Regions from separate parts of the Homo sapiens genome. Here region 2 is linked to region 1. A link is an interaction called in ENCODE POLR2A ChIA-PET data of the cell type or tissue named here. Cell type or tissue: OCI-LY7. All regions are shown on one strand. Links, peaks and the distances in the headings refer to the core of each region. The heading gives the core; the rest is flanking DNA.

Region 1 (15,596 bases), core at 8,076-10,575:
GTAATTAATGAGAATTTTGAAAAGATTTTGAGAATAACTTCTCTGTTTGTGGGTATAAACTTTAAAATTTATGATTCCACCCTTGGCCTAGAGTGTGAGGTCCAGCATGGGCCAGATTCCTCTTAGGCTGATCCTAGCATGCTCCTTCCTCTGGTCTTTTTTCCATCCATGTTTGACCCTAATGTGCCTTTCCTGGCCTTCATGAGTTTTCGCCTGGTCCCTGTCGAGCTGTCCTGCATAAGAGCTTGCATTCTGGGGCCGGTCTACTTGGGGTTAAGTGTCAGTTTCTCCACTTAACCTTAGTGGGACATTGGGCAAGTCTTCTAACCTCTGCTGGTACCCTCATCTGTAAGATGATTGTAAGAATAGCAGTGTGTATTTAACTGCTATTTAACTAAATAATGGCTGTATTTAACTCGCCATTTGACAAGTCTGGGCGATACGATGTTTGTGCACACGAGGCAAGCAAAGACCTGACACATCCTTGTGAGGCTAGGTTTGCCCTCTTGCATTTCAGTTGTCATTAGAAACACATGCCCTGAGTATCCATCCTGCTGGTCCTAGAAGAATAACAGACACTAGAGAATGCCTGAACTTAACCTGTGTTGGGCACCCAAGCCCACCGGGTCCAGCGGAATGCTAGACAACCTGGAGATGCCTGAATAAGATGCAAATGCTTGTTTTCATGAGCTACTGTGTTTTGAGATGGTTTATTCTGTGTCATTTTTGTGACACTAGCCAATTAAAACAGTACCTGCTGCATAGAGGTATTATAAAGGTAATTAGGCACTGTGTCTAAAGTACTTCAGAGCTTATCACAAAGTCACAGCTTAGTGAGTGTTGGGTTTTTGAGCTCAGTTTCCAAACCGCTGTGTCATGTCCTGCCTCCCTAACTGTTTCCTCCCAGTGGGCTGATTTTTCCACCTTGGGACTCTTTTGTGAAAGGCACACAACGCAGCTATGGTGGCAATGCACCTGGCCTGATTCCTGGGACCAGCCTCTCCTCACATGCAGCCCCAGAGTCAGAGGGCAGATGCCTGTGGATGAGATTCTTTATGGATACAATCATTTCATAGTTTCAGATAGTTAAAGTGAGAACACTACTCATATCAGAAACACTTAGAAAGATTCTAGAAATAATTTTCTTTCTACCATTTTTTTCCCTTGCCAGTATTCACCTGAGCAGTGAAGATAATCTCTGGTTCTAGAGAACCCAGAAATAAAGCCACATGTTTACAACTAAGTTATCTTCAACAAAACTGACAAGAACTTTCATTGGGGAAAGGACACCCTTTTCAATAAATGGTGCTGGGAGAATTGGATATCCACATGCCGAAGAATGAAACTGGACCTGTATCTCTCACCATATAAAAAAAATCAACTCAAAATGGATTAAAACCAACCGAAGACCCCAAACTGTAAAAATACTAGAAGAAAACTTAGGGAAAACTCTCCTGGAGATTGGTCTAGGAGAATAATTTATGACTAAGACCTCAAAAGCACAGGCAACAAAAACAAAAATAGACAAATGGGACTTAACTAAACTAAAAAGCTTCTACACAGCAAAAGAAATAATCAACAGAGTAAAGAGACAATCAGTTGAATGAGAAAAAAATATTTGCAAACTATTCTTCTGACAGGGGACTAATATCCAGAATATACAAGGAATTCAAACAACTCGACAGGAAGAATCAAATAATCCCATTAAAAAGGGGGCAAAGGACATGTATAGATATTTCTCACAAGAAGGTATACAAATGGCCAAAGATATATGAAAAAAATGCTCAACATTGCTAATCATCAGAGAAATGCAAATCAAAACAATGAGATATCATTTTACCCCAGTTAGAATGGCTGTTATTAAAAAGAAAAAATAAGAGATGTTGGCAAGGATGTGAAGAAAAGGAAACTCTTATACACTGTTGGTGGGAATGTAAACTAGTACAGCCATTATGGAAAACAGTATGGACATCTCTCAAAAAACTGAAAATAGAATTACTATTCTATCCAGCAATTCCACAACTGGGTTTTTAGCCAAAGGAAAAGAAATCAATATATAAAGGGATCCTTGCACTCCTATGTCTATTACAGCACTATTTACAAGACAATGATATGGAATCAACTAAGTGCCCATCAACAGAAGAATGGATAAAGAAAATGTGGTATATATACACAGTGGAACCCTATTCAGCCAGAAAGAAGAATGAAATCAAGTCATTTGCAGCAATGTACCTGGAACTGGAGGTCATTATTGTAAGTGAAATAAGCCAAGCATAAAAAGACAAATATCTCATGTTCTCCCACTTAGATGTGAGAGCTGAAATATCTGATCACATGGTGGTAGAAAGTGGAAAGAGAGAACAGAGATGGGAAGGGTGATTGGGGTAAAGGGGTGAGGATGAAGAGAACTGGGTTAAAGAACACACATACAATTAGATAGAAATAAATTCAATTTGTAAAAAATAATTTAAAAAATTAGAGATGGGATCTCGCTGAGTTGTCTAGGCTGGCCTTAAACTCCTGGGCACAAGCAATCCTCCCACCCTGGCCTCCCAAAGTGTTGGGATTATAGGCTTGAGCCACCGTACTGGGCCTAAATTCATTGTTTGGTAGCAGAGCAGGATGAGTATGGTTAAACAAAAATGTATTGTACGTGGGTGATGGATATCCTAAATACCCTGACTTGATCAGTATACATTATATACATGTAACAAAATTTCACATGTACCCCATACATTTGTACAAATAAGAAAAAAATATTTTAAATGTAATCTACTGTTCCTGTGGATGGAGGTGACTTTTTCCATGAAGCCAACAATCTCAAGAAAAAAATTGTTAAATAATATGTAAAATGAAAGTTAACATCAGCTTTCTACTTCCTTAAGATGTCAAAAATAAGCCAGAATTTTTTAAACAAAGTTTAATAATTCATCTAAGTAAGTTGTCACTTGACAAATGGCAACATACCGTGAGGGAGTATTATAACTCTGGGACTTGGGCAGGCATGCAAGGTGCGATGAAGAAGAGATACCAACTTCACAGAGCTGCTGTTGGCTACTAAATACATCAAGACGTATGAAGCGATAAACCTGGTGCCTGGGCCATAGGAATGATCGACCTTGGTATTAAAATTTGGCATAGGCTAAGTGGAGATGGGTGGTAATGAGGTCATCCTTCATAAGTGTCCAGCGGGGAAGACAAGATTCAGGACAGCCATGGACATTTGGATGTTTATGACACCAGGGAACAAGCCATGATGAGAGCTTTTATACATTTTATCACATGTAAAACGTTTCGTGAATAATTAGGAATAAATATGAATCTTGTTATGTCTGTTTCTATTTTATCAACTTGGATCATTATTAAAGATGTTCTTTTTGCCTGTTTGCCAAATTATTTTGTTTTGAAAACAATTTTATAGCATTGCAATTGTGACAATTTTTTTCAAAATAAGTAACTCATAAAATGAATTTGTTTATTTATTTATTTTTGAGACAAAATATTGCTCTGTTGTCCTGGCTGGAGTGCAGTGGCATGATCTCAGCTCACTGCAACCTCCGCCTCCCGGGTTCAATCCTCAGCCTCCTAAATAGCTGGGATTACAGGCGTGCGCCACCATGCCTGGCTAATTTTCATATTTTTTAGTAGAGATGGGGTTTCACCATGTTGGCCAGGCTGGTCTCGAACTCCTGACCTCAAGTGATCTGCCCGCCTTGGCCTCCCAAAGTGCTGGGATTGCAGGTGTGAGCCACCACACTCAGCTCCATAAAATGAACTTAGATGTACTCAAACTTTCACATCATCTGTAATTACATTAAATAGTGATTGAGAAGAGTTAAAATTTAGTGAATGAATTGAGCTTATGTTTTTTAAAATCTTACTTTAATTTGATATTTTATGTTATACTTACACTAATATTAGCTAATAGTTTACTTAGCTCTGTAATAGCTTTTAGTAGGAAAAGTATTTTGAATGCAAAGGTATGCTGATGTATGTCCCACAGTAAGACACAATTAGACACTGATCGCTCATTATCACCAGTGACCTCTATGATGCCTGATCCAATCCCCAAATCTCAGTGCTCACATTACTTGACTTGGGTATGGGATGTCCATAAGATTCTTTGTCAAATCTGCCTCCTTTTGAGAGCAAAAGGGAGCCTGATAAGTAATAACACCAGGACGAAAGCAGATGTGAGCTGGGACCTTCCTGGGCAAGCCAGTATAAACGACTAACCCTATCCCACAGCAGCATTTGCTGAAGTTGCTCACTCTCTCCTCCTTGATGCACTTTCTTTACTTGGTTCCAAAATGCCACAGTCTCATGATTGTCCTCCCACTCGCAAGCCTCTCATTCTTGGCCTCCTTTGATGATTTCTCCTCTTCTCCCCAACCTTTTAATGTTGAAGTATCCAAGATATGGTCCTTGGTCCCCTTTTCATTTCTCATTACACTCAGGGCTTTAAATATAATCTGTATGTCAATGAGATGGTTTTAAAAAATATGTCCACCAACCCTTGTTGACTGGTTCTAGTGAGTAGATGATGGCAGAAATGATGGGATGTCATTTCCAAGATGAGGTTATAAAACTACTGTGGTTTTTATGTTGGGTACTCTCTCATTCTCTTTCGGCTCACTCATTCTGGGGTAAGCCAGGGGCCATGTGAGGTTCACAGGATGAGGATCTGAGGTTTATTAACAGCCACACAAGTGGGCGTGGAAGTGGATCTTCCAAGACCTGCACCACCTGTGTGAGTGAACTTGGAAGCTGATCCTTCCTCAAACTCGCCTTCAAATGAGGTAATGAGGTCATCCTCATTACCTACTAGACTACCTGTTAGACAGGACTGCAGCCCTGTCTAACACCTTGACTGCAGTTCTAAACCAGAACCACTCAGCTACATGGCTCTCAGAAACCCAACCCACAGAAACTGTGGGTTAATAAATGATCCTTGTTGTAAGCTGCCAAATCTTGGAGCAAACTTGTCCAGCAATAGAAAACTAATATGGGCGACTCCAATATCCAACTGCCTCCCACCATTTTCCTTCAGACGTCTAACAGCATCTCGAGCCCACACGTCCAACACTGAACTGCTGATCTCACAGGTCCAGAACCTGCTTCACTCCACCCTTTCTCATCTCAGTGGACGGCAACTTCATCCTTTATTATATTATAACTCTGTGACTTGGGCAAGCATGCAAGGTGCGATGAAGAAGTGATACCAACTTCACAGAGCTGCTGTTGGCTACTAAATACATCAAGATGTGAATTCCAGGCCAGGGAATTTCAGTCCTCTTTGATTTTTCCCAAAAGGGGAGAAAGCCCCACCTCCAATTTGGCAGGTTGGTCTCACCTTCAAAATGAACTAAGAATCCAGTCCCGTCTTACCGCCTCAGCTGCAGTTTCTCCAGTCTGAGCCACCATCATCCCATGCCTGGATTTTCTGCAGTCATCTTCTAACACTTCCCCTTCTTCCTACCCCTGGCATCTCCCTGAGCCCTACACTATTTTCAGCAAAGCAGCCAGACCGAATCTTTTAACACAGAAGTGAGATCATATTATTACTCTGCTGTCATTTTTTTCAATGGCTTTCCATCTCACTCAGCAAGGAAAACAAGCCAAAGCCCTGCCAAGGCCCATGAAACTCTGTTTGATCTGCCGCCCGCCACCTGCTGACCTCCTCCTCTGTCCTCCTGCTCTTGCTCCCTCCCCTCCATCCCTGCAGGCCCGCCTGCAATTCCCCGATGTGCTTGGCACGCTCCACTCTCTGGCCTTCTGCTCTTGCTGTTTCCTCTGCCATGAATGCTCTTCCTCTGGATATCTGCTTGGCCAACTCCATATTTTTGCTCAAAACTCCCTTTTGCAATGAGGCCCACATAGGCCACTCCAATATTGCAACTAACCACTCTCTTGCTGTGAATTGCCAATTCCCCTTGCCCAACTCTCCTTTCCCCCCATGGCACGTACCACCTTCTAACAGACTAGATCATTTACTATGTTTCTCATCTATTTTCTACCTCCCCTGGCTGGCACATAAGTTCCACAAGAGCAGGACTCCTTTTCTATTTTATCCCAAGTACCTAGAGTAGTGCCTGACAGTATACCACAACCTATGGAATACAGCAAAAGCAGTACTAACAGGGAAGATTATAGCTACTAAGTGCCTACATCAAAAAGGAGGAAAAACCTCAGATAAGTAATATAACGATACATCTTAAAGAACTAGAAAAGCAAGAGCAAATGAACCCAAAATTAGTAGAAGAAGAGAAATAATAAAGCTGACAGCAGAAATAAATGAAATTGAAATGAAAAAAATACAAAAGATCAATGAAGTCAAAAGATGGTTTTTTTGAAAAGTTAAACAAAACTGACAAACTTTAGCCAGACTAAGAAAAAAAGAGAAGATCCAAATAAATAAAATCAGAAATGAAAAAGGAGACTTTACAACTGATACTGCAGAAATTGAAAGGATCATTAGTGGCCACTATGAGCAACTATACGTTGATAAATTGGAAAATCTAGAAGAAATGGACAAATTCCTAGATACACACAACCTACCAAGATTGAACCAGGAAGAAATCCAAAACCTGAATAGACCAATAACAAGTAATGAGATGGAGGCCATAATCAAAAGTCGGCCAGTAAAGAAAAGGCCAGGACCTGATGGCTTCACTGCTGAATTCTATCAAACATTTAAAGAAGAACTAATACCATTCCCACTCAAACTATTCTGAAAAACAGAGGAGGAGGGACTACTTCCAGACTTATTCTGTGAGGCCAGTGTTACCCTAAATTCTTCAAAAATCAGGTTGTTGGATAGTTCAGCCTTTGTGAAATGAGAAAGGCAGGTTATGTCCACAAGTGAATGAGAGCATGGCATGAAATTCACACTGAATTTACACTTTCAGCCTAAAACAAATAAAGCGATTTATTTAAATTCACAGAAGATGTGGGAGATGTACTTTTGCAACTTTTATTTTAAAAAATAATGTTGAAGTTGTGTCTATTTTATTCCAAAACATGATTTTTGGCAAAGAAATAAGATCTTTTGTGGAGCAAAGTGAATGTTATTAAATATAGGTAAATGCTGGTAAATATATCCAGTAAAGGTCTTAAGCTTGGATGTTCCTTAAATATGTCTGATGATTTAAAATATATTAAATCCATCACAGGGGGCAGCCAGGGCCAGCTCCATGAACAGGTGACCTGTGCAGCCCCTGGGTCCCCAGGCTTGGAGACCCCTGTGGTTGGTTTATCGTTCTGCTCCTGCTGTCTTAAAATTCCTATTACTCTTTGAAAAAAGGGCACTGTCTTACAGATTGTGTAGCCGGTCCTGGGGGTGGTTATTATCAATTGTGAATGGCTATTGCCTCAATGGAAAAGAATATTTCAAAACCACTTGGGCAAGTTATGAAATATGCCTTTGTATGTCATACTGTTTATAGTAAAACACAACTGAAAACACTTCCCTTCGCCTGTGGAGTCACTGGCTGTGCTGTTCTTGTCAATGGATTGCCAAGGCTCTCCTGGACGTTTATTCGCTGAACCTAATTGCACAGATCTGAAAACAACCATGTGGTCATAATTCACAAGGCTTTAAAAATCAGGTATCTAGTCCTATAAAAAACAGTAAAACTTCTTTAAGATAGTTCCTCATTACACATATTGGAATATGGTACCAAGTATATCTTGAAAACTTACAGCTGAAGATTATACTAAAAATAGAAAAATTAAATAAATTTCCCAAACACATGAGTCTCACTCTTTGAATTCAACAAAACCAAAACACCACACAAAGTAAAGAGTCAATCATGATTCCTTCCCTTTGTCCATGAAGGCTGGCAGATTTTTTAAAAATTAATTAATTAATTAATTTTTTTTTTGAGACGGAGTCTCGCTCTGTCACCCAGGTTGGAGTGCTATGGCTGGATCTCAGCTCGCTGAACCTCCACCTCCTGGGTTCAAGCCATTCTCCGGCCTCAGCCTCCCGAGTAGCTGGGATTACAGGCGCCCGCCACACACGCCTGGCTAATTTTTGTATTTTTAGTAGAGATGGGGTTTCACCATGTTGGCCAGGTTGGTCTTGAACTCCTGACCTCAGGTGATCTGCCCGCCTCTACCTCCCAAAGTGCTGGGATTACAGGCGTGAGCCACCGCGCCCAGTCGAGGCTGGTGGATTTTAAACCTTTCTGCTACATTATAAACTCTCTGAGAGCTTGGACTCTGACTCCAGAGTATGGCAAAACGGCTTGAGTGGAGCAGACCCTCTGTGTGCCGGGAGCCATTAGCTAATAAGTGATTGAGATTCATTTCAGGCTGGTGGAGGAGACTGAGATCTCTTCTCTGGTCTTCTCTTTTTGTGAGTGGGTGGGGCCTCAACCCTTCTTGGAAAGCACATCAGAAAGCGACTCTACTTCATAGGAAACACTGCACACACGTGCCAGCCGGTTCTAAACTCTGATCTTGTAGTTATTCTTTCAATCCCCACCCCAATCCATCCTGTGAGGAAGATGCTATTTTTATCTCTACAGACGAGAAGACAGAGACACATAGAGCTTAGTCACAGTTGGTAAATGGCGGAGAGGAGATTCAACCCCCGCCTGGGTTCCAGAGTCTGCGCTTTGATCCAGTTTCCCGGGGCCATGTCCCCCAGCATGGAGAAGAGCTGGCTCAGGAGGAGGGGGCACAGCCTCCCAGGTGGTCGGAGCAGCGCGGGCGGAGGCGCAGAGGCAAGAAGGAGCTGGTCTCTTTGAGGGCGAAGGCGGTTCATAGGGTGTGTGCACATCTAATCCCTCTCCTTCGAGAGTGCCGCCACCCTCATTCTTAGGGAAGGGGCGGGGAAGGGTTCCTGGGATCGTCATCCTACCTAAGCACCCCAGTGAGTGTTCAGTTCCCTGCCGCAGCTAGTGCCCTGTGCCCAGTGGGAAGCCACGTGGCCAGGCCTAGCGAGATCTCCGGGCGCGGTGGCCCGTGTGTGCCTCTAGCCAGGCCGCCGTGGCCAGGGCTTGGTGGTGTGTTTGACGCTAACCTTCCATGTCAACTCTGTGCGTTTCCCCAACACCCCGCACTGACCCTGTCCTCCTGGCTGCTGGTGACCCCTGACTCCCTGCCTCCTGACTGCTGGTGAGCATGCTGAGTCTGTTTAGAGGGGCGACTCGGGGAGTTCCTGAATGCAAAGTGAGGGGTGGTTCAGGCCACACACCTGTGAGTGCCCTGGGTACCAGCCCGCGGCCCAGAGCCTGGCTCAGGAGCTCAGCTGGGGCGCTCGCGGAGACTGTGACAAGTGTGCGTTCTGAGCCGTGGCAGGATTTCCCCAGCTGCTGTTTGTGCCTCCCCGGGGCTTTCTCAGGTCTCTGAAAACAACATATCCCGGGCTGGGATACGGGGGGAGGATGCCAGATGGGTTTTGAATTCTTTGAAATCTCCAAGCACCTAAAAAAATAATCACGGTGGGTAGGTGTGGGAAGCTCTTTAAAATGTGGCACATTTCCCCCAAAGCTTAAAATAGAGCTTTTCAAGGGAAATTAAATGGAAGTATAAAAATATGTAAATGCTCTTCCTTCCTACAAAACAGAAATAATGTTACAGGCATCACCCCGGGGCCCCAGGCCCCTCCGTAGTCAGCACCAGCAGTGCCAAATATGGCCCATGGCTCTGGGTTTCCTCCCTATATTGACTCTGACCAGGGACATCAACACTTCCCCCAGGGGACCCCACTATTTCTCTGATATGTTCTATTTGCCTAATGTCTGTGTTTATCCCTCGTTTTTTTGTTTTTGTTTTTAAACTAGTGTGGGATTTTTAGAAGGTTGTCACATGTTCCTTGGGCCTGTAGGTTTCTTTGTGAAAAATATACCACGTCCTGGGAGTTGTGGCTCCAGTCCAGAGGCTGCTCTAATGCACACATTGAGGAGGTGTTCATTGCAGAGCTTCCCAAAGAGAAAAATGGTGCAGGTCATGTTAACTCAGTTATCGACTTTCTCAATTTCTGATTTCAACTTTATTGCTATAAACACATTATTCACTTTTAGTCAAACCAAAAAGTCAAGTTTGCATAGGGCTTTTTTTTTTTAAATGATGGATTTTCTTTACTTTTCTTGTCCTAGTTTTCTACCCACTACCTGTGTGATGTTGTCCCAGGGATTCAGCCTCTGGGTGCTTTGCTTGTCAAAGAACAGGGAAGAAGGACGGAGCCACCTAAGCCTGTGCAGGCTGGAAGCGCTGGTAACGTGGGCCAGGCTGGGTCCCAAGCTCTGGGGCCCCTTGCAGTGCCCTTGGGTGTTGCTAGGGTCTTGGAAAGAGATTGAGTTTTAGGAGAGAGCAAAGCGATGACTGCCACCAACTCACCTCTGCTTGGCAATGACCAGCCAGTCCCTGAAGAGGAAGAGGTGCCTCCTGGTGGTCTCAGGGCCCTGGGTCAGCACCATGGGGCTGTGAAGGACAGGCTCAGCGTGCTTGAGGGGCAGGCCCAGCTGCAGGGACAGCTGCTCGAGGGTCACTGCGGATGCCAGGCTCTTCCTGAGGGCGGGGGAGAGTGGGATCAGTCCTGAGGGAAGAGGGTTCCCCAGGGAGCTGGCGTGCAATGCCTGTGATGTCTCCAAACACCAAGTCACCACTAGTGTGGCTTAGTCAGAGTGGAAATCAGCAGGAAAAAAGTGCAGACTTTTTTTCTTAAAATTTGAACTTAAACAAAATGAATTTACAATAAAGCACAGCAAATTGAGTCAAATTGTTGGACCTGATTCAGGTTATAGCTAATCACTGCTAGTAATGTCAATGCTAAGGATTTCTGTGAGAATTTTAACCGAAGGCAATACTTTCCAAATATTTTCATGCCATAGCACACACAGCAAAGATAGCATTTATATCACACTCTGAGGGAAACTGAGGCAGCCAAAGGCCTACCGGCCCACCCAGGCTGGCCCACACACAGAACGGAGAGGGTCAATGCCGCGGCTTTGGTGTAACTCATTTGTGGCACATGGCTTAGGAAGCTCTGACGTATTCCTTTGATTAGCAGAAGTTTTCCCTAAAGGTTAAAAAGGTCAGGGTTTCCCTGCTGCTAAGTCTAAACAAATGTCTCTCAATTCATGGTTTTCTTCCATAGAGTAAGTTAGCCGCAGAGCAGATTAAACATCACCTGTGAGACTCAAGCGGTCATCATTCATTCATCTGGACTCCAGCATCTTTTCCCTGTGCTTCCTACAATTCTAGAGTCACCTAGCTCCTGTTGCCCTTGAAACATGTTCTCCTCCTGGTCCTCTACCCTGTGTCTGGGGCCGATGGTGAATTTAGGCCATGAGGGGTCTGTCCCTTGGCCTGCTTTTCCAGTTGCTTTACCGCCACTCCTTTCCATTCTAAACACAGCAGTACTAGCTCTCGCAGGCACATCTCCATTACCCAGGGAATCAAATGTGATATTTGAATAAAGATGAGTTGGGATACGTTTCTGTTATTTAAAAGGCAAACATTAAAACATTTTGATACTCGGCTGCGTGCAGTGGCTCACGCCTGTAATCCCAGCACTTTGGGAGGCCGAGGCAGGTGGATCACTTGAGGCCAGGAGTTTGAGACCAGCATGGGCAACATGGGGAGATCCCCATGTTCAAATATTTCGCCCACATCGCCAGAGGCTCTGTAAAGGCCGCATGTTTTCATGTGCTCTAAATCTGCAGATGGTTGGGATGGCTGGGGCGAGAGGTCAGAGCTTTGACCCACATTGTGTTTAAAGAAATATTTGTGTATTTGTCTCTACAAAAAAATACACAGATTAGCTGGGTGGCATGTGCCTGTAGTCTCAGCTACTTAGGAGGCTGAGGTGAGAGGATAGCTTGAGCCCAGGGGGTTGAGGCTGCAGTGAGTGGGGATTGCACCATAGCAATCCAGCCTGCGTATGAGATCCTGTCTCAAAAAAAAAAAAGCAATACTCAGTGTTTTCCAAAAATCAATTAAGTGGCATGAGTCTTGGATTTCGTGCCCTGATGATGGGTTCCCGCTCTGGAGTGGGACTCTGCTCTCTGGCCTTTCCACCCCGCAGACACCTCCCACAGCCTTGTGAATAAGTCAGAGCTTTCTCTCCATCAAGCGGGGGTGGGCGTCTATAAATGATACAGCCCAAAGGAAAGCCTGGGCGGCTCTGAAGTGGTGGTGTTTCAAGTCTTGCTGGTGGTTAGTTTGCTATTTAGGGAGAGAATACAATAGAGAAATTGGGTCTCAAACCGTAATGCATGGGAACTAGAACTCTCTGCTCTGTTTTTAAATGGCTTCTGCTTCTCTTTGAATTTATTTGGAAACATGTCTGGCTATTTCCATATATTTGAGGGATATATAACTCCCAGGTATGGAGCAAACGTTGTCTCTCCGGCTATACCCATCAGAGCCTGCTTCACTGCCTAGCCCAGAGACCACCCTCAAACGCCTGAGGGGAAAGTCAATGGTTGAAGTGAGTGCTTGGGAGTGGTGGGACCGTAGAAAATGGTAGAAGTTGTGCTGGGTCCAAAGGGACAGCCCATGAGGGCCACATAGGAATGCGGGCCCAGTGTTACTGCCAATGATTTAAAACGCCAGTAAGCCGACATTCTATTAAATGTCCATTCATTCTAAACATTTCTTTCTTTTTTTTTTTTTGAGATGGAGTCTCGCTCTCTCACCCAGGCTGGAGTGCAGTGGCACAATCTTGGCTTACGGCAACCTCCGCCTCCCGGGTTCAGGCAATTCTCCTGCCTCAGCCTCATGAGTAGCTGGGACTACAGGCATGTGCCACCACTCCCGGCTAACTTTTTGTATTTTTTTTTTTAGTAGAGACGGGTTTCACCGTGTTAGCCAGGATGGTCTCGATCTCCTGATCTCGTGATCTGCCCACCTCAGCCTCCCAAAGTGCTGGGATTACAGGCGTGAGCCACTGCCCCCGGCCCTAAACATTTCTTTAAACACAATGTGGGTCAAAGCTCAGACCTTTCGCCCCAGCCATCCCAACCATCTGCAGATTTAGAGCACATGAAAACATGCGGCCTATACAGAGGCTCTGGCGATGTGGGTGAAATATTTGAATATTTAAAATAAGATGTTATGAACCAAATTGAGAGGAACAGATCTGTATTTGTCAGATAATTATTCATTTGAGCTTGAAAAAGCATGCACGTGTAGATAATCCACATCCAGTCAAGTGAAGTAGGTCAAGTTTCTTTCCTGAGTATTCTGCTTGCCAGGCACCTGTCCGCATGTCAGTCTTGGTCTGCCCACGATTTTTGTTTTCTTTCCCCTCTCCTTTGATCGCTGTTCCTCCTCATGCTCCCTGGCCAGTCCCCCGCCCTCCAGCCCTATTTTGCACTTCCTTGTGATCCCAGGAGAACTGTACACTTGCCGGGGTTAATTTTTCTGACACACACAGAGACCTAATTTGGTGATGTCATTAAAAAAAAGCACTCGTGTTAACCATATTTCACAACAAAGGCGCCTCAGCACTCTCACCGGAGGGGAAATTTTTTTAATGCACTGAAATAGGAAACAAGTGACGTGGCGAATACCTGGTGAACGGAAACAACTGTGCCCTTTGCCTTTCCATGCACTGATGAATTTCCAGCGGAGTGGGGCCTGCTGGTGGCTTCGCACAGCGAAAGTGCCGCCGGGCCCTGCTCCATGGAGACCTGATCTTCTCTCCCCAGAACTTCACATGGGAAATGATCTAGTCAACTGGGGCCCTGCTGAGTTCAGCATCAGCTCCCAGCCTGAATAGACTTCAGGAGCCTGCTGGAAGTGGGAGAAGGAAGGGTGGTCACAGGTGCACCCTGGGAGTGGGTGGCGAGGCCTCTTAGGTCAGTTTGCCCAAGTGTGTGCTCCTCCGATCTGAACTCCCAGTATTTGACTGTGGATTTGGCATAAAGGTATGGAGAGTGGCTCAGTATTTGGGGGCTCTTTGAATTACTGGTGACTTTGCAAAAGAAAAAAGTGCAGTTAAAGGGATTTCAGCCATAAGAAGCCTGACCTGGAAACCATCATTTCCTGGCATCTGGGGTTTCGAGGCAACACAGCTGTGGGTCCACCATTCCACACAGCCTGGATTAACCTGCATTGGAGGCCCCCTGCATAAAGTCATGGCGCATACAGCTCTCCAAAGTCACGTTGTGTGGATGCAGTTGCCCTGAGGTATAGGTACAAGCCTGTCATCCATTGCTAAGCACCCACAGCATCTCATCTCATTTCTGGCAAGATAATCAGGTTTTGATTGGCAAGATAATCAGGTTTCATTTTCAAGCCAGGTGTGGTGGCTTACACCTGTAATCCCAGCACTTTGGGAGGCCGAAGTGGGAGGATCACCTGAGGCCAGGAGTTTGAGACCAGCCTGGGCAACAAAGTAAGACCCTGTCTCAAAAAAAAAAAAAAAGTTTAAATTAGCTGGGCCTTTAGTCCTAACTGCTTGGCAGACTGAGGAGAGAGGACTTCCCTCAGGAGTTTGAGGCTTCAATGAGCTATGATAGCACCACTGCACTCCAGCCTGGGTGACAGAGTAAGACTCTGTCTAAAAAAAAAAAAAAAAAAAAAAAAAAAATCAAACTTGGTCCTCAACCTATGGCATGAATTACCATTTTCTTCAACAGGGCTAACACTGACTGCCTGCCATGTGCCAGGCTAATCTCTTTACCCTCATTCTTTCTCAATCCTTACAACACTCCTATACAATTAGGGCCATTTTATAGATGAAGTAACTGAGGCTCCGTGATGTTAAGCAATCTGCAGACCTCTCAGCTGGCAAGTGGCAGGGCTGCGAGCTGGAGTCAGGCCTGTCTGGCTCCAGGGACTTTCCCTTCTCCACATGATCAAATGTTGCCTTCTGGATATTTTTCATTTACTTCTTTTTTCTCATCCACTGACGTTCCACACTCCTGTGGCATGTTGCCTGCATTACTTCAATAGTTTCTGCTATTTTCCTTGCATCAGACCTTAATTCCCTCAACTCTCTGTCCCCCTCCATCCTCCCTGTCACTGCCCGAGGAATTCTCTCAAATATGTATGCCTCAATCACTCCCAGGCATCAGAGCCCACAGGACTCCTCAGTCCCTTTGATCGATCTCGCCAGGCTCTGTGTGCTAACCCTGGCCCCTCTCTGCTGCTTGCCAAGAGGCCCTCTCCGCATTTCAACCCAGGGACCACTTGCAGCCTAGAGTGGGTGTCTCCCTGCAAACCTGTGTCACCTACTTGTCTGGCTCATCTGCCTGTCTCGTCTGTTGTAACGCACGTGGTCTCTTTCATTTCCACAGCCCCAGCATAGTGCCTGGAAGTGGGACGTGCAGGCACTATGGAAAAAGGACTTGGGTGGTTCCGAAGGGAAACCAGGCAGTGGAGGCAGAGGCAGGGAAATAGAACCACAGTGAATGGATGAAACCTTCACAGATCTGTTGAACGACCTTTGATCTTTTATGTGCCTTGCTTGATTTGCTTTCCACTGAGGTCACCTGCATTTCTCTCAACCTATCCTAGCCCTCACCACAGCCAGTCTGAAGTCAGATGGCAAAGTTGTGGAGTGTTAGAAAAAGCAGTGGCTGGTGGAGCAAATGGGGGTTGGGGGAGTGGTGGGGACATGACTCCCCCTTGAGGGC
Region 2 (15,596 bases), core at 8,276-10,775, 72 kb before region 1:
GCTGCTCCTCTTAAGGTCTCCGTCATTTCCCGGAAAGTGGATTTCTTGCATCACATGCTTTACCTCATGTTTCAGAAGAAATGTCATGATTGATGACCACATGAAACTGATTTGGCTCCAGGGTCTGTAATATTGGCCAAACTATTTACATGGTTGAGAGCCAATGCCGAGAAGAACCAAACACTTCCTCTTCCTCAAAACCAGAGCTGTGTAGTGCATCGTATTCATCATTAGCATCACCAAGAGCTTCACATGTTTTCTATGTCTTTTTTTTTTTTTTTTTTTGAGACAGTCTGGCTTTGTTGCCCTGGGTCTGCTCTTGAAATCCTGGACTCAAGTAATCCTTCCACCTTAGTCTCCCAAAGTGCTGGGATTACAGGCGTGAGCCACTGTGCCCAGCTGTTGTCTGCATCTTTAAGACTTCAATGGTTACCTGATTTCTCTGACTTTTAACTAGGAAGGAATAGTAAAAGGTCTAAGCAGCCACGTTGTCAGAAAGCTTCAGTTCATACTGTCCTCCACCTGGGACTTGTGAATGTCCCTGTGTTACCTATGGCTGGACTCAGTATATTCATTATGTTCATATAATGCAAATATTTAGAAGTGAGGCTGACCTGTTTTTTATATTTTTTAAAGTAAATCTCAGAATCAGAGAAATTATCATTTCCTTTTGATCTAAGAAGTTAGTGACTCACTTTAGTAAGAGAAATATTTTTAAAGGCACAGAAAAAAGACTAAGAATTATAATAATATAAGAAAATATTTCTGACTAGAAATATTACAGTATAACTATTGCTGGGTAATTAGCCCTCCGCCCACCTCTGAAATTACTGACTTGAACAATGTATTTGGAACCTTCAGAAACAAAGCCAATAGTGTATAAATACATACATTATAAGACCTTTATTATAGGGAATTTATTATGAGGAATTGGCTCATGGATTGTGGAAGATGAGAAGTCCCATAGTCTGCCATCTGCAAGCCGGAGACCCGGGAAAGCTGGTGGTACAGTTCCAGGCTGAGTCGAATGGCCTGAGAACCAGGGGCACTTGATGGTGTAAGCCCCAATTTGAGGGCAGGAGAAGACTGATGTCCCAGCTCAAGTAGTCAGGCAGAGGGAGCAAGTTCTACCTTTCCAGGCCTTTTGTTCTGGCCTGCAATGGACTGGGGAAGGAACACTGGGGAAAGCAATCTGCTTTACTCAGTCTATGATTCCAGTGTTAATCTCATCCAAACACCTTTACAGACATACCCAGAATAAGGTTTATCTATTCAGGCATCTTGTGGTCTAGACATAAAATTAACCATCACAAACAACATGCATTTATTGTGCTCAAGGGTTCTGTGGATCTGGAATTTCAACAGGGCACAGGAGGGAGGGTTTGTCTTTATTCCCTGGTGTCTGAGACCTCAGCTCAGTAAGACTCAAGCTGGCAATGACTTGGTAGCTGGGGGCTGGAAGCATCTGGAAGCTCTTTCATTGCCCTGCCTGGTGCCTGGGTTGTCATGACTTGAATACTAGGATTACTGAGCGGAGCAGTCACCAGCTTGCCCAGATTCAGAGAAAGGGGGACACAGACCCCAACCTCAATCAGCAGAGTAGCAAAAGAATTTCTGGCCATACTTTCCAAAACGACCTGGTAATAACTTGTTAACATCGGTTTTCTTTGGCTCATAGGATTTGGGATGGTGTTCTGTGTTGAACTGTGTCCCGCCACCCCCTTCCAAATTCATATGTTGAAGTTCTAACCCCCACTACCTCAGAATGTGACTATTTGGAAATCGTGTGTTAATTACTTAAGTTAGAATGAGGTCATACTGGAGTGGGGTGGGCCTCAAATCTAATAAAACCAGTGTCCTTATAAGAAGGGGAAATTTGGATACAGATTTGCACACTGGGAGGACACCATGTGAAGATGAAGGGAGAGGTCAGTGTAATGTTCTGTCAACCAAGGGATGCCAGAGATTGCCAGTAAAACACCAGAAGCTAGCTGGGAGGTGTGGAACAGACCCTTCCCTCACAGCCCTCAGAAGGAACCAACCAGCCCTGCCAACACCTTGATCTTGCACTTCTGGCCTTCAGAACTGTGAGACAAAAAATGTCTGTTGTTAAACCATGCAGTCTGTGGCACTTTGTTATGACAGCCCTCGCCAACAAATACAGATGGTTTTAAGGTTTTTTATACTTTTCATATTTTTGACAGGGAACATATATTTCTTTAATAATGAGAAAAATAGATTTGATTTAATTTAATGTTTTCAATTTCTTTGTTCCGTAAAAACATGAAAATATGCCAAAATCTTTCCATGGTTGTGTCTAGGTAATGTGACTACAGGTAATTAAAAAAATCCCATCTACTGAAAACGTTTTCTCTAATGAGTATGTGTCACCCTTATTATGGTGAGGAAAAGAAGGCTGGAAAAGCCACCATGGGAAGTAGAAAGAGCACCTGCCCTGGGTCCCACTCCGCTGGGGAGTAGCTCTGAGTCCGGCTCCCAGTGTGTAACAGGGGGAGTCTTCCTCAGTGTTGGGAGAGGCAAATGCATGCATCTATGCAGACACACACAGAATCCCGGAATCCAGTATCTGGCGCTGGGGCCTGGTGAGCTGCACTTTGCCTCCATTCTCCACAGTGTGGTTTACAGCCTGTGGCTGTGATTACGAGTGGTGGTGGAAGATGTCAGTACTTTAAGATATACATATATATATTTTAAAATATCTATATATGGATATATATATTATATCTATAATATATAGATTATATATCACCTATATATAGATAATATATATATAGAGTACTATATATATATAATCTATCTATCCATCTATATGAGAGAGAGAGAGAGAGACAGAGAGAGAGACAGAGACAGAGTCTTGCTCTGTCACCCAGGCTGGAGTGCGGTGGTGTGATCATAGTTAATTGCAGCTTTAAACTCCCTGGGCTCATGCAATCCTCCCACCTCAGCCTCCTGAGTATCTGGGGCCACAGGAGCATACCACCATGCCTGGCTAATTTATTTATTTATTTATTTTGTAGAGAAAGCATCTCCCTTATGTTGCCCAGGCTGGCCTCAAACTTCTGGGCTCAAGTAATCCTCCTACTTTGGCCTCCTGAAGTGCTAGGGTTACAGGCATGAGCCACCATACCTGGCCACAAAAAATATTTCAACCACAATCATGTCTCTTTTCATGCTGACTTACCTCGTTGAATGGCCCTGGAGTGGTCATGGGGATTTTAGGACTAGGCTAAGGGAAAGCTGACTTATGGATATATTTAGTTTGATTTCAGTGAATGTCTTAATCCATTTCAGCTGCTATAGCAAAATCCCATAAACTGGATGGCTTATAACAACAGAAATTTATTTCTCACAGTTCTGGAGGCTGGGAAGTCCAAGATCATAGCACCAGCAGATTTGGTGTCTGATGAGGGCCCCTTTCCTGGTTACAAATGGCACTTTCTCTCTTAATGTCCTCATGTGGTGGAAGAGGTGAGGGGTCTTTCTCAGGCCTCTTCCATAGGGCACTAATCCCACTCATGAGGGCCCCAGCCTCATGACCTCATCACCCCCCCAAATGCACCACCCCTTAGTAGCATCACCTTAGGGGTTAGGATTTCAACCTAGGAATCTTGAGGGAACCCAAACATTCAGGCCATAGCAATGGGATTTACTTATGTGCTTTGCAATCACTTCCTTAAGTAGGTAAGTTATTCATAACTATCCTGGGGTGGGAGGGGCTTTCAAAGATAGTCCTACTGACCACTGTGCCTACTCACCAGGCTTGTGACGTGTGCTACGAGAAGAACACTTTTTGCAGAGCCTAACATTGGCAGTATGTAGGTAGTAGAGGAACATTTGAAATATATAGAACCAGCAGTCTGCAGGTATTTTTCCAGATTTTATAGCTCCTATATGAAAAACACTTGGCAGAGATTTCTCCAAATTTGTCAATAATTCTAACAATTTACATGACATTATCAATGAGTTGAGAAGCTGAAATAAATTATTCTAAACTATTAATGTTGGAAAGAACTCCAAATTTTAGCCAAATTAAAGGAAAAACAACTTTTATTCTCACTAGAGAAAATAATTTTAAATCTTTATTTTTTAGGAAAAAAGTGTTTTAAAAGAGCATGCAACTAAAAAAGATAGGAAAGGGAGCACTACCGAAATGTCCCAGGCAGTTAGTAAAAATGTTATTTCATATTTTGGTGAAAAATTTTGTTTGCTGTATTTGTCAGCGTTATTAAATTTATGCTTTATGTTTTTTTGTTCTAGATACATATTTGTGTTTATGATTAAATTTGCATTTGTAAGTTTGCCTTCTTTTTCTTGTAGAGAGCCTCCAAAATTATAAAAACACAGAGCCCCTCAAAATCTGAGTCTGACCTGAAGGAGCCCAGCTTTCAAATCGATCCTTGTTTTCCCACAAAGTTGTTATTTGAGTCTGATGCTACTATTTAGAATTGTAGGTTCTCTGTTTTTCCATTTCCTACAGAAGAACTCAGATTGAGAAAAGCTATTTACCAATCATTTCCTTTTAACCTAAAAGGTTTCAGTGACTCTCTCTAGCAAGAGTTTGAGGGTGCATGCTATTTACCTAGTCAGAGCAAAACCATGATTCAGAGTGTGAGAAAATGGCTCTCATTTTCCTAGGAAGTTTTCAATATAAAAACATGCTGTGCTTTTGAATGAAAAGTAAAATTTAAAGCCAATGGATGGAAATTTCTTGTAAGAAGATGTAAAAAACCCCTAGCTGTTTCTATTCTTGAAAATAAGAGTTGTTTTTTCACAGGGTCTAAGACTTGAATACATTTTTTCGAAATGAATTTGGCCTGTTGTATTAAGGCCTGTGATAATACGATTTCATTCCTTGGTGCAGCTCCTTAAGTACCTTCCTTCTGTAGCCACTGTGCTTTGGTGTTTTAAAGTTAAAAAACTCAGGAAAAAATAGTCTTGGGTCATAAAATTACATTTGCATATATGGGGTTTTAATTTGAAGCCAGGGGTTTCTTTGCCTTTATCTCTGATCAAAGATAAGCTTCACTTATTTTGCTGAACTTATTCTGTGGTTTAAAAAATATTTCCTGTTTTAAAATATAACAGATCTGTTACAGAAAGAACATAAACTAAGTATCCAGCCTAGAATATTTGTCCCCTTTCCCCTATGCTGGGATGGAGAAAAAGAAAAGAGCATGTCTTCAGAATACAGTAGCCTTATGTTAAAATGTCAGCTCCATCTTTCATTAGCTGTGTGACCTTGGGCAAGTTACTTAGTCTTCTCATCTATTAAATCATGCGTATTAATATTCATCTTGTGAAGTTGTGAAAATTACATGATAAATTAAAAACAAGAAAACAATCAAAAAACCTTTTCCCATCTAGTTATAGTAAGTACCTGGCACAAAAAGGAACTAAGCAAACACTTAAAATATGAGAAAGATAAGGCCTTAAGCCTGCTCCTGAGGAGTGTGGAATCTGGAATATGGCAGAAAAGAAGGATCAAAGGGGAAGGGTTAAATTATGGAGCATTTGAAGTTGGTGCATTTCGAAGGAAGTGGTGGAAAGAAGTTGAGTGATTCTAGTTTGGAGAAAGTTTTATATAAAGCTGAGGAGTAAGTGATAAATTACATGTAGGGGACCACTGTTATATTTTCTTGGTTGAATTAAAGAGTAGAAGTTCATTTATTTCTTTATTCTTTTATTAATTCAACAAACATGTAGTGAAATGTTTAACATGTGCCAGGAAGTTTTTTTAGTTCTGGAGAATACAAAGAGAAAGGAGACCCATTTCTCACCCTTAAGGAAGTTATAGTCTACTGGGAGGAGAGAAACAGGAAAAAATGGTAGATATTAAAATGTGGGGTACAAAAGAGAAAGGGAGGGAGGTGGGGTCTGTGAGTTCTTTAGGTGTCAGAGGTAATTCTTGAGCTGAGGTGTCTGCATGGCTGCGAAGGTCCGGTGGCAGGGTGTGTGGACTGTGTAGACATTGTAGGTAGGGAACTGGAATGAACGAAGTCCCAGGTGTACATCAGCTTTGCATGTGTGTGGGAGCTGCTCCAGAGTAACAGCATGTGGGGTCAGTGATGGAGGGCTGGCTTGCATGCATCAGCACAAGCCCGTGAGGGGCCACGTCAGGGAATAATGACAGTGGCTGTGGCAGTGACTCCAAGAACAAATAGATGTAACCTAGGGCAGGGGTCCCTGATGCCTGGGCCACGAACCGGGTACTGGGTACTACTGCTCTAGGGGAAGGTCTGAAAGACCAGGTGAAAGGGTGGGATTTGAAAATTTTGGGAAACATGATGAAGGTGGGGTTTGGAATGTGAGGCTTCCAACTGTATATACTGCTCAAATTGCATGAGGAGGTGGCGCATGCCTGTAATCCTAGCACTTTGGGCCCAGGAGTTCAAGACCAGCCTAGGCAACATGGCGAAACCCTGTCTGTATAAAAAATACAATAAAAGTAGCCGGGCCTGGTAGTGGACTCCTGTAGTCCCAGCTACTCAGCAGGCTGAGATTGGAGAATTACCTGAGCCCAGGAGGTTGAGGCTGCAGTAGGTGCCAGATTGAGACTGTTTAAAAAAAATTGCGTGGGGAAGACAGCTGAGACAAGGATATTAAATAAGAAGACATTTTATAAGCCTGGCCATTTGAAGATATAGGCTTAGACCAGTAGATTGTAATTTAAATTTTACTTTTTTATTTTCCAACTCTTTAATCTCTAGGAATAACTGGAAATTTTAAGAAGTTACTATCTCTGCTATGGGGATGGATAGTCAGACAGCAATGTTCACAAATTACTCTTGAAACTTGATGCAAACAACCTGTTTAAAAACTGATGTAACGAGAGGAATTTCATGGATGCAAATGAACACCTGTGAAAATTCTTCGGCAAGAACTGTTTCATTTAGCAACACCAGGTTAGCAGTTTGAGAGAGGATCTTTTTTGGGTCTACATGCCCAAATTTACAGACTGTTTTGCTACTTGAATCTGCCATAATGTTTGTTGAATAAATAATCTCTATCTTTGAGGGAGCTGTTGAATTTTTTTACAATCAAAATCCTGAAAGGAATACATTTAGATTGTATGCATCTCAATGTGCTCCGAGGCCTGTGGATGTTTGCTGTTCTTTTTAAAGAATTTAGGCATCTTAACTCTTGGCATATAAAATTATTCTTAGGAACGATATGGATATAATTCAAGTGTAATACCACCTATACATTTGCCAGAAATCACAGATATATATGTGTGTGTGTGTGTGTGTGTGTGTGTGTATATATATATATATATATATATATATATATATACTTTTTCTCATTTCTAGTAACAATGAAAATCCTGTAACTTTTTGCTACAGATGAAAATAACTGGGATCATGAATGAAATGACCAGATGGTTGCCCCATCACCTAACAGTGAGGTGCCCCCGCTTGAAATGTTGCCCCCGCTTGAAATGTTTCTGGTTTCTTTTTTTTTTTTTTTTTCGAGACAGAGTCTCGCTTTGTCACCCAGGCTAGAGTGCAGTGGCGCGATCTCGGCTCACTGCAAGCTCCACCTCCTGGGTTCACGCCATTTTCCTGGCTCAGCCTCCCTAGTAGCTGGGACTATAGGCGCCCGCCACCACGCCTGGCTAATTTTTTTGTATTTTTAGTAGAGACGGGGTTTCACCGTGTTAGCCAGGATAGTCTCGATCTCCTGACCTCGTGATCCACCTGCCTTGGCCTCCCAAAGTGCTGGGATTAAAGGCGTGAGCCACCGCGCCTGGCCAACATGTTTCTGGTTTCTTAAGACTTTAGTATATTGTTCTTAACATTTATTTGGGATGTATTTGCATTTTTGGAAGCTGACCAGTTTCTACACATATCTAAATGCCTCCTTACATTTGACAGTACATTTAACATGCTAAAGTACTTTTCTTAGATATGATCAATTTTATCCTTGAAATAAGCCTATTGGGAGCCATGGACACCAGCTCATTGTGGTGAGGACGCTGAACTCAATGGTGCAGATACAGTGGTGAAGGAGACACACACCCTGTGGTATGGTGGAGTAGACTCCTAACAGACCAACCCTGCCACAAATATAGCAACTATAAACTGGACAAACTACCAAAAGTAACTACTTAAGAGACCTGGGAAGTGAGCAAATGCAGGCAGAGGGGAGTTGAATCTTGGAGGAGAGTGTGAGTTTCCTGTTTTTCAGCCTTGTCCAAAAGATGGGCCCTGGTCACAAAGTGTCTGGGGGTGGCTAAAACTCCCATAGAAAGACTGCCATGTTTCTGGTCTAGGGAACCAGGGGCTGGAGCCTGGGGCAATCATGGCCACGAGAGTGAGGGAGAAATCCCAGAGAGGACAGAGCCAGAGAAGGGGGCACCCAAATGCTGTATCTGAACTCTGCCCAAGTCTCTAGCTGACCCGTGAACCACATGCACACAAACCAGATTCAAAGCCACTTGCAGCTAAGGTTTGGAGTACTGAATTGAGATTTGAATGGCCACTCACCATGAGAGACATGGAGTTTACAGCCTTCAGTGTAACCAAGTCAATTGCTTGTTAAAACAAAGTATCAACAGCCTTGGAATGAATACAACAGAATTTAGAGTCTTGACTTATGAAACATCCACCATGTCCAAAACTACTCAAAATATGAAGGACCAGGAAAATGTGATGTATTGGCAACAAAGAAGTTAATAAAAAGAGGTCAATTTCAGATGACCGAAATGTTGAAACTATTAGTCAAGGAATTTAAAGCAGCTATTGTGCTCAATAGAGTGAAAAAAATGCTCCTAATAAATGAGAAGATAGGAACTTTTAGGAAAGAAATGGAAAATATATAAAGAAAATATACAAAAAGGGGAAATTTTAGAACTGACAAATACAATACATGAAAAAAAAATTGCTGGATGGGCTCTAATAGCATAATGGAGATAGAGAGGAAAGAACCAGTGAATTTGAAGATAGAGCAATAGAAATTGTCCCATCTAAAGGAGGAGGAGAGGAGGAGGGGGGCGGGGGAAGGGAGTGAGAAACATAGAGAGCCTCAGGAATGTGTGGCACAATATAAAAAAAACTGATATTATGGATAGTTAAAATATCAGGAAGAGAGGAGAAAAAGAATGGGATGGCAAATATTTGAAAAAATAGTGGCTGAAAACATCCTAAATTTAATAAGATGTTTACATTTTCTGATTGGATAAGCTTTGTGAATCCCAAATGGGATAAATACAAAGAAAAACAAACTAGACACATCATAGTCAAACTACTGAAAACAAACAAAAAACAAAGAGGAATCTTAAAAGCGTAAATAAAAATGACACATTTTATATATAGGAGAATAATGATTTCAATGGTTGTGGACTTCTCAGCAGAAATTATAGAAGTCAGGGACAGTCGAATGAAATTGTTGAAGTGCTTAAAGAAAAAACTGTCAGCTTAGAAATCTCTGTCTAGCAAAAATACCCTTCAAGAATGAAAGCAAAATGAAGACATCTTCAGATATCAGAAAACTAAGAGAATTCATCACCAGAAGACCTGCACTTCCAGAAGCTAAAGAAAGTTGTACAGACTGAAGGGAGATGATATGAGAAAAGGAATAAAAAGCATAAAAAATTATAAATATTGGAGTAAACATCAAAGACCAATTTTCCTCTTAATTTCTTTCACATATGCACAACTGTATAAAGGACATAATATTGACTTAAGGTTTATATCACATGTAGATAGATTTTATGGCAGCTATGGCATAAAAGATGGTGGCAGTGTTGGTGGTGTGGCCGGGGAGGGTAAATGGACCAGTAAAATTGCCAGTAGACTGAGAAGTTAAGGGATTATATTATAGTCTCTAGAGGAGCTTCTAAGAAATCATGCAAAAGACTAAAAGACCAATAGGTAAGTTAAAATGAAATTATAAAAATATTCACTTAATCCAAAAGAATATAGGAAAGGGAGAACAAGAGGGACTAACAGCAGAGGAGACAAACATAAAGCAAATAATAAAATAATACAGCATAACCAATTAGTTTTATCCCAGGAATTCAAGGTTTGTTTAACATTAGAAAATCAATATAACTCACCATATTAACAGAATAAAGGAGAAAAACCATCTGATCATTTTCATATGTAGATAAAAAATATGACAAAATTTGATATCCATTTATAAGAAAAATTCTCACCAAACTGACTATGAAGGACTTCTTCAACTTCATAAAAAGCATCTATGAAAAACCTACGGTGAGCATTATACTTAATGGTGAAATATTAAATGATATTCTACCAAACTCAGAAAAAAGGCAAATGTGCTCATTTTTTTTACCACTTCTACTCAATATTGAATTGGAGCTTCTAGCCACTGCAATAAAGAATGATAAAATGATAAAGATTGGAAAGAAGGAAGCAAAATCGTCCTTATTTGCAGGCAATACGATTGTTTACATATGATTGTTTTCTACATCCTAAGGATCTAAAAAATAATTAGAAGTAGTATATTATTCCATTCTCACACTGCTATAAAGAACTACCTGAAACTGGGTCATCTTTGAAGAAAAGAGTCTTAATTGACCCACAGTTCCACAGGCTGTACAGGAGGCATGGCTGGGGAGGCCTCAGGAAACTTACAATCATGGCAGAAGGTGACAGGGATGCCAGCACGTCTTCACATGGTGGCAGGTGAGAGACAGAACGAAGGCGGAGGTGCTACACACTTTTAAAAGAAGCAGGTCTCATGAGAATTCCATCACAAGACAGCACTAGAAGGATGGTGCTAAACCACTAGAAACCACCCTTATGATTCACCTTTCACCAGGCCCCACCTCCAACACTCAGTATCACAATTCAACATGAGATTTGGGTAAGTACACAGAACCAAACCATATCATTTTGCACCTGGCCTTTACCAAATGTCATGTCCTTTTCACGTTTCAAAAAACAATTATGCCTTCCCAAGAATCCTCCAAATTCTTAACTCGTTCCAGAATTAACTCAAAAGTCCCAGTCCAAAGTCTCATCTGAGACAAGGCAAGTACTACTCCTCTGCCTATGAGCCTGTAAAATAAAGAAACAAGTTAGTTAGTTCCAAGATACAGTGCAGGTACAGGCATCGAGTAAATGCTCCCATTCCAAAAGGGAGAAATTGGCCAAAACAAAGGGGCTATAGGCCTCTTGCAAGCAAAACCCAGGAAGGCAGTCATTTAATCTCCAAGCTCCAAAATACTCTCCTTTGACTCCATGTCTCACATCCAAGGCACACTGATGCAAGGGGTGGGCTCCCAAGGCCTTGGGCAGCTCTGCCTCTGTGGCTTTGCAGGGTACAACCCCCAAAGCTACTTTCATGGGCTGGGATTGAGTGCCTGCAGCTTTTTCAGGCGAACAGTGCATGCTGTCAGTGGATCTATCATCCTGGGGTCTGGAAGATGGTGGCTCTCTTCTCACAGCTCCATTAGGCAGTGCCCCAGTGGGAACTTGGTGGGAGCTCCAACCCCACATTTCACCTTCACACTGCCCTTGTAGAGGTTCTTCATGAGGGATCCAGTCCTGCAGCAGACTTCTGCCTGGACATCCGGGTGTTTCCATACATCCTCTGAAATCTAGGCAGAGGCTCCCAAGTCTCAACTCTTGCCCTTTGCATACCCACAGGCCCAACACCATAGGGAAGCCATCAAGACTTGGGGCTTACACCCTCTGAAGCAATGACCTGAGCTGTACTGTGGCCCCTTTTAGCCATGGCTGAAACGGGAGCAGCTGGGATGCAGGGCACCATGTCCCAAGGCTGCACAGAGCAGTAAGGCCCTGGACCTGGCCCACGAAACCATTTCTCCCTCCTAGGCCTCTGGGCCTGTAATAGGAAGGGCTGCTATGAAGGTCTCTGAAATGTCTTAGAGGGATTTTCCCCATTGTCTTGGCTATTAATATTTGGCTCCTTTTTACTTATGTAAATTTCTGCAGCTGGCTTGAATTACTTCCCAGAAAATAGGTTTTTCTTTTCTACTACATGGCAGGTTGAAAATTTTCCAAGCTTTTATACTCTGCTTTCCTTTTAAATATAAGTTCCAATATCAAACCACCTCTTCGGAAATGCATATGAGCATATGCTGTTAGAAGCAGCCAGGTCACTTCTTGAATGCTTTGCTGCTTTGAAATTTCTTCCACCAGATACTCTAAATAATCTCTCTCAAGTTCAAAGTTTCACAGATCCCTAGAGCAGGGGCACAATGCCACCAGTCTCTTTGCTGAAGCATAGCAAGAATGACCTTTACTCCAGTTCCCAATAAGTTCCTCATCTCCCTCTAAGACCTCCTTGGCCTGGACTTCATTGTCCATATCTCACTATCAGTATTTTGGTCAAAGCCATTCAACAAGTCTCTAGGAAGTTCCAAACTTTCCCTTATCTTCTTGTCTTCTTCTGAGCCTTCCAAACTGTTCCAACCTCTGCCCATCCAAAGCTGCTTCCACATTTTCAGGTATCTTTTGTAGCAATGCCCCACTTCTCTGATACCAATTTCCTATATTAGTCCATTCTCACACTGCTATAAAGAACTATCTGAGACTGGGTAATCTATGAAGAAAAGAGGTTTAATTGACTCACAATTCTGCAGGCTGTACAGGAGGCATGGCTGGGGAGGCCTCAGAAAACTTACAATCATGGCAGAAGGTGAAGGGGAAGCCAGCACATCTTCATATGATGGCAGGTAAGAAAGAATGAAAGGGGAGGTGCTACACACTTTTAAAAGAAGCAGATCTCATGAGAATTCCATCATGAGATAGCAGTGGAGAGATGGTGCTAAACCATTAGAAACCACCCCCATGATCCAATCACCTCCCTCCAGGCCCCACTTCCAACACTCAGGGTCACAATCCAACATGAGATTTGGGTGGGGACACAAGAGCCAAACCACATCAAGTAGTAAGTAAATACGGCAAAGTATATGAAATTAAAAATACAAAAATCAATTCTGTTTTCTTTTTTAAATTTTACAGGCAGGGTCTTGCTCTGTTTACCTAGGCTGGAGTGCAGTGGCACAATTATAGCTCACTGCAGCCTCAAATTCCTTGGCTCAAGCAATCCTCTCACCTCAGCCTCCTAAGTTTCTGGGACTACAGGCATGTGCCACCATACCCGGCTTATTTTTTATTTTTGTCAAGATGGTCTCACTCTGTTGACCAGGCTGGTCTCGAACTCCTGGCCTCAAGTGATCCTCCCGCCTTGGCCTCACAAAGGATGAGATTTCAGACATGAGCCACTGTGCCTGGCCAATTCTATTCTTATATTTTAGCAGCAAACCACTGGAAAATGAATTGAAAAGCAATTTCATTTATAATAGGTTCAAAAATAAAATATTTAGTAGTACATTTAAGAACAGATGTACACAGGTGTATATCTACATTTAGATGTACACCTGTTACACGTAACAGATGTACACATCAGCATAGTGTATTATTAAACTTTTAGATTTTTGCTTATCTCATGGGAGAAATAGTGTCTTCGTGTAGTTTAGTTTTTTTAAAAAAATGAGTGAACTTGTGTATCTTTTCAAAAGTTAAAGAGCCATTTGCTTTTTTTTTTTTTTAAACATATTTTAAAATAGAGAGTGGGTCTCACTATGTTGCTCAGGCTGGTCTCTTAGCTTCTGGGCTCAAGCTGTCTGCCCACCTCAGCCTTCTAAAGTGCTGGGATGACAGGCATGAGCCACCATGCCCAGTTCCATTTGCTTTTCTTTTTCTGTGTATTGGCTGTTCGTATCCCTTGCACATTTCTTATTGAGTTTTGTTCTTTCCCTTATCTTTTTACAGGAACTTTATATGTTATAGAAGTTAGCCCCAAGAATGAAATCGTGTCCTTTGCCAAAACATGGATGGAGCTAGAGGCCTTTATCCTAAGTGAGTTAACGCAGGAACAGAAAGCCAAATAGTGCATGTTCTCACTGATAAGTGGGAGCTAAACTATGGGTTCACAAAGGCATGCAGAGTGGTACTGTGGACATTGGAGACTCAGAATGGGGGAGGCTAGGAGGGAGGTAAGGGATGAAAAAGTACCTGTTGGGTACAATGTACACTACTTGGGTGACGATGGGTCCACTAAAATCCCAGATTTAACCACTGTACAATTCATCCATGTAACCAAAACCCACCTGTACCCCAATGCTATGAAAATAAATAAAACCAAATTAGCTCTGTTTCTGTTAGATGAGATGCAAATATTTTCCCAAGTTTGTCCTTTGTCTTTTGACTTTGTTTATGGTGTTTCACTCATGCAGATGTTTTTTATTTTCATGTTTTTAACTTGTCATTATTTTCTTTCATGTCTTCTGGATTTTAAGTCATGTTATCAAGGCTTTCCCACTCTGATATTATAAATGAATTTTTCCTCATTTCTCTTAGAACTTTGATTCTTTCACTTCCCACATTTAACCTTCCACGTATCCAGAATTTCCCCTAGCATAAGTTGATACGGTCCCAATGTTTCTTTTTTTTTTTTCCCAAATGGCCACTCATTTATACCAACACCATTTATTGAATCGTCTATAGTCCCCACTGATTTGAAATGCCAGCTTTACATACCAAAGTCCTGTATGCATTTGCCTCTGTTCTGTTTGGTAGGTCTATTCAAGCTCCAGTTCCCAAAAGTGTTGAGTGTCGCTTAAAATCTAGAAGGGCTGGTTTCTAGTTTTCCATAATTGCTCCTCTTTTCTAGTGTCCTCTGTCCTATTAGGGCTTATTGATTTTTAAATATGATTTGTGGATTCAGTTTTCTTTAGTTCTAGTGAGCAACAAAAACAACCAAGAAAAAAATAAAAAAAACCCTCCCTGTTTTCCTTTCTTTCTTTCTTTTTTTAATCAAGATCACCTTAAGTTTAAAAATTAACGTAGGATAACTTGACATATTTTATGATTTTTATGTTACTCTCCAAAAATATAATAAGTGGTTCTATTTATTCAACTCTACTCCTTTGTCCTGCAGGAACATTTTGTTTCCTTATCAAGTCTGATATTGTCTTTTGGTCTGAGATAGACATATTTAAAAAAATTGTGTTCATTGATTTCTATCTTATTAAAGACTGGTTTTGCTAACTTTGTTCCTATCTATTTTTTGTGAACGTACATGGGGCCTTTTCTTTTGCTATATTTTCTAGCTATTAGTATGTACAGAGGCTTTTGATTTCTGTGTATTTATTTTATACCTTGCTTGCTCAGTGTGTTTTATTTCTAGTAATTTTTGTTATTAGTTGATTCTCATGAATTTTCCAGATATCCAATTATATAATTTGTAAATAGTCATAGCCTTACCTCCTCTCCTACAATTTTTGTTTCTCTGATTTCTTTCTCTTGTCTGGTTGCTTTAGATAGTACCTCCAGAGTGTGTTAGATAATAAAGGGAAATAATGCCAATCAGACTTTTTTCTGACTTCAAGGGAGTTTCTAGTGTTTCCTTATTAAGTCTGATATTGCCTTTTGGTCTGAAATAGACATATTTTTTTAAAAATTGTGTTCATTCATTTCTATTTTATTACATATATTTTTAAAAAACCTCAAAAGGCCTGGTGCAGTGGCTCACACCTGCAATCTCAGCACTTTGGGAGGCTGAGATGGGAGGATTGCTTG

The links. ChIA-PET counts read pairs that join two places held together with the same protein. Peaks named below come from ENCODE experiments on the same cell type or tissue, not always from the same donor. Only the 100,000 strongest peaks of a DNase experiment are listed, where the experiment ranks them.
Region 2: POLR2A ChIA-PET joins it to region 1 with 5 read pairs; 14 of 35 experiments call an interaction of 5 or more read pairs at or near these places.

Annotation. Positions count from the first base shown.
Region 1 is chr6:159,085,382-159,100,977 of GRCh38, forward strand. It overlaps LOC112267968, which reads right to left. Exons shown (of 5, transcript XM_047419645.1): 3 at 10,348-10,518. Among named protein-coding and RNA genes, the nearest start is that of TAGAP, 48 kb to the left of the region's middle. RefSeq lists an enhancer at 9,322-9,451. In OCI-LY7, for the core only: a CTCF peak has its summit at 10,400 (motif pointing left); DNase peaks (open chromatin) are centred at 9,280, 9,630 and 10,340; H3K4me3 peaks cover 1,832 bases; H3K27ac peaks cover 2,322 bases.
Region 2 is chr6:159,013,357-159,028,952 of GRCh38, forward strand. It overlaps TAGAP-AS1 (TAGAP antisense RNA 1), which reads left to right. Exons shown (of 5, transcript NR_183546.1): 2 at 12,593-12,685; 3 at 13,788-13,874. Among named protein-coding and RNA genes, the nearest start is that of RSPH3, 21 kb to the left of the region's middle. RefSeq lists a silencer at 1,167-1,367. In OCI-LY7, for the core only: no CTCF peak of the experiment used is centred there; no DNase peak of the experiment used is centred there; H3K27ac peaks cover 300 bases.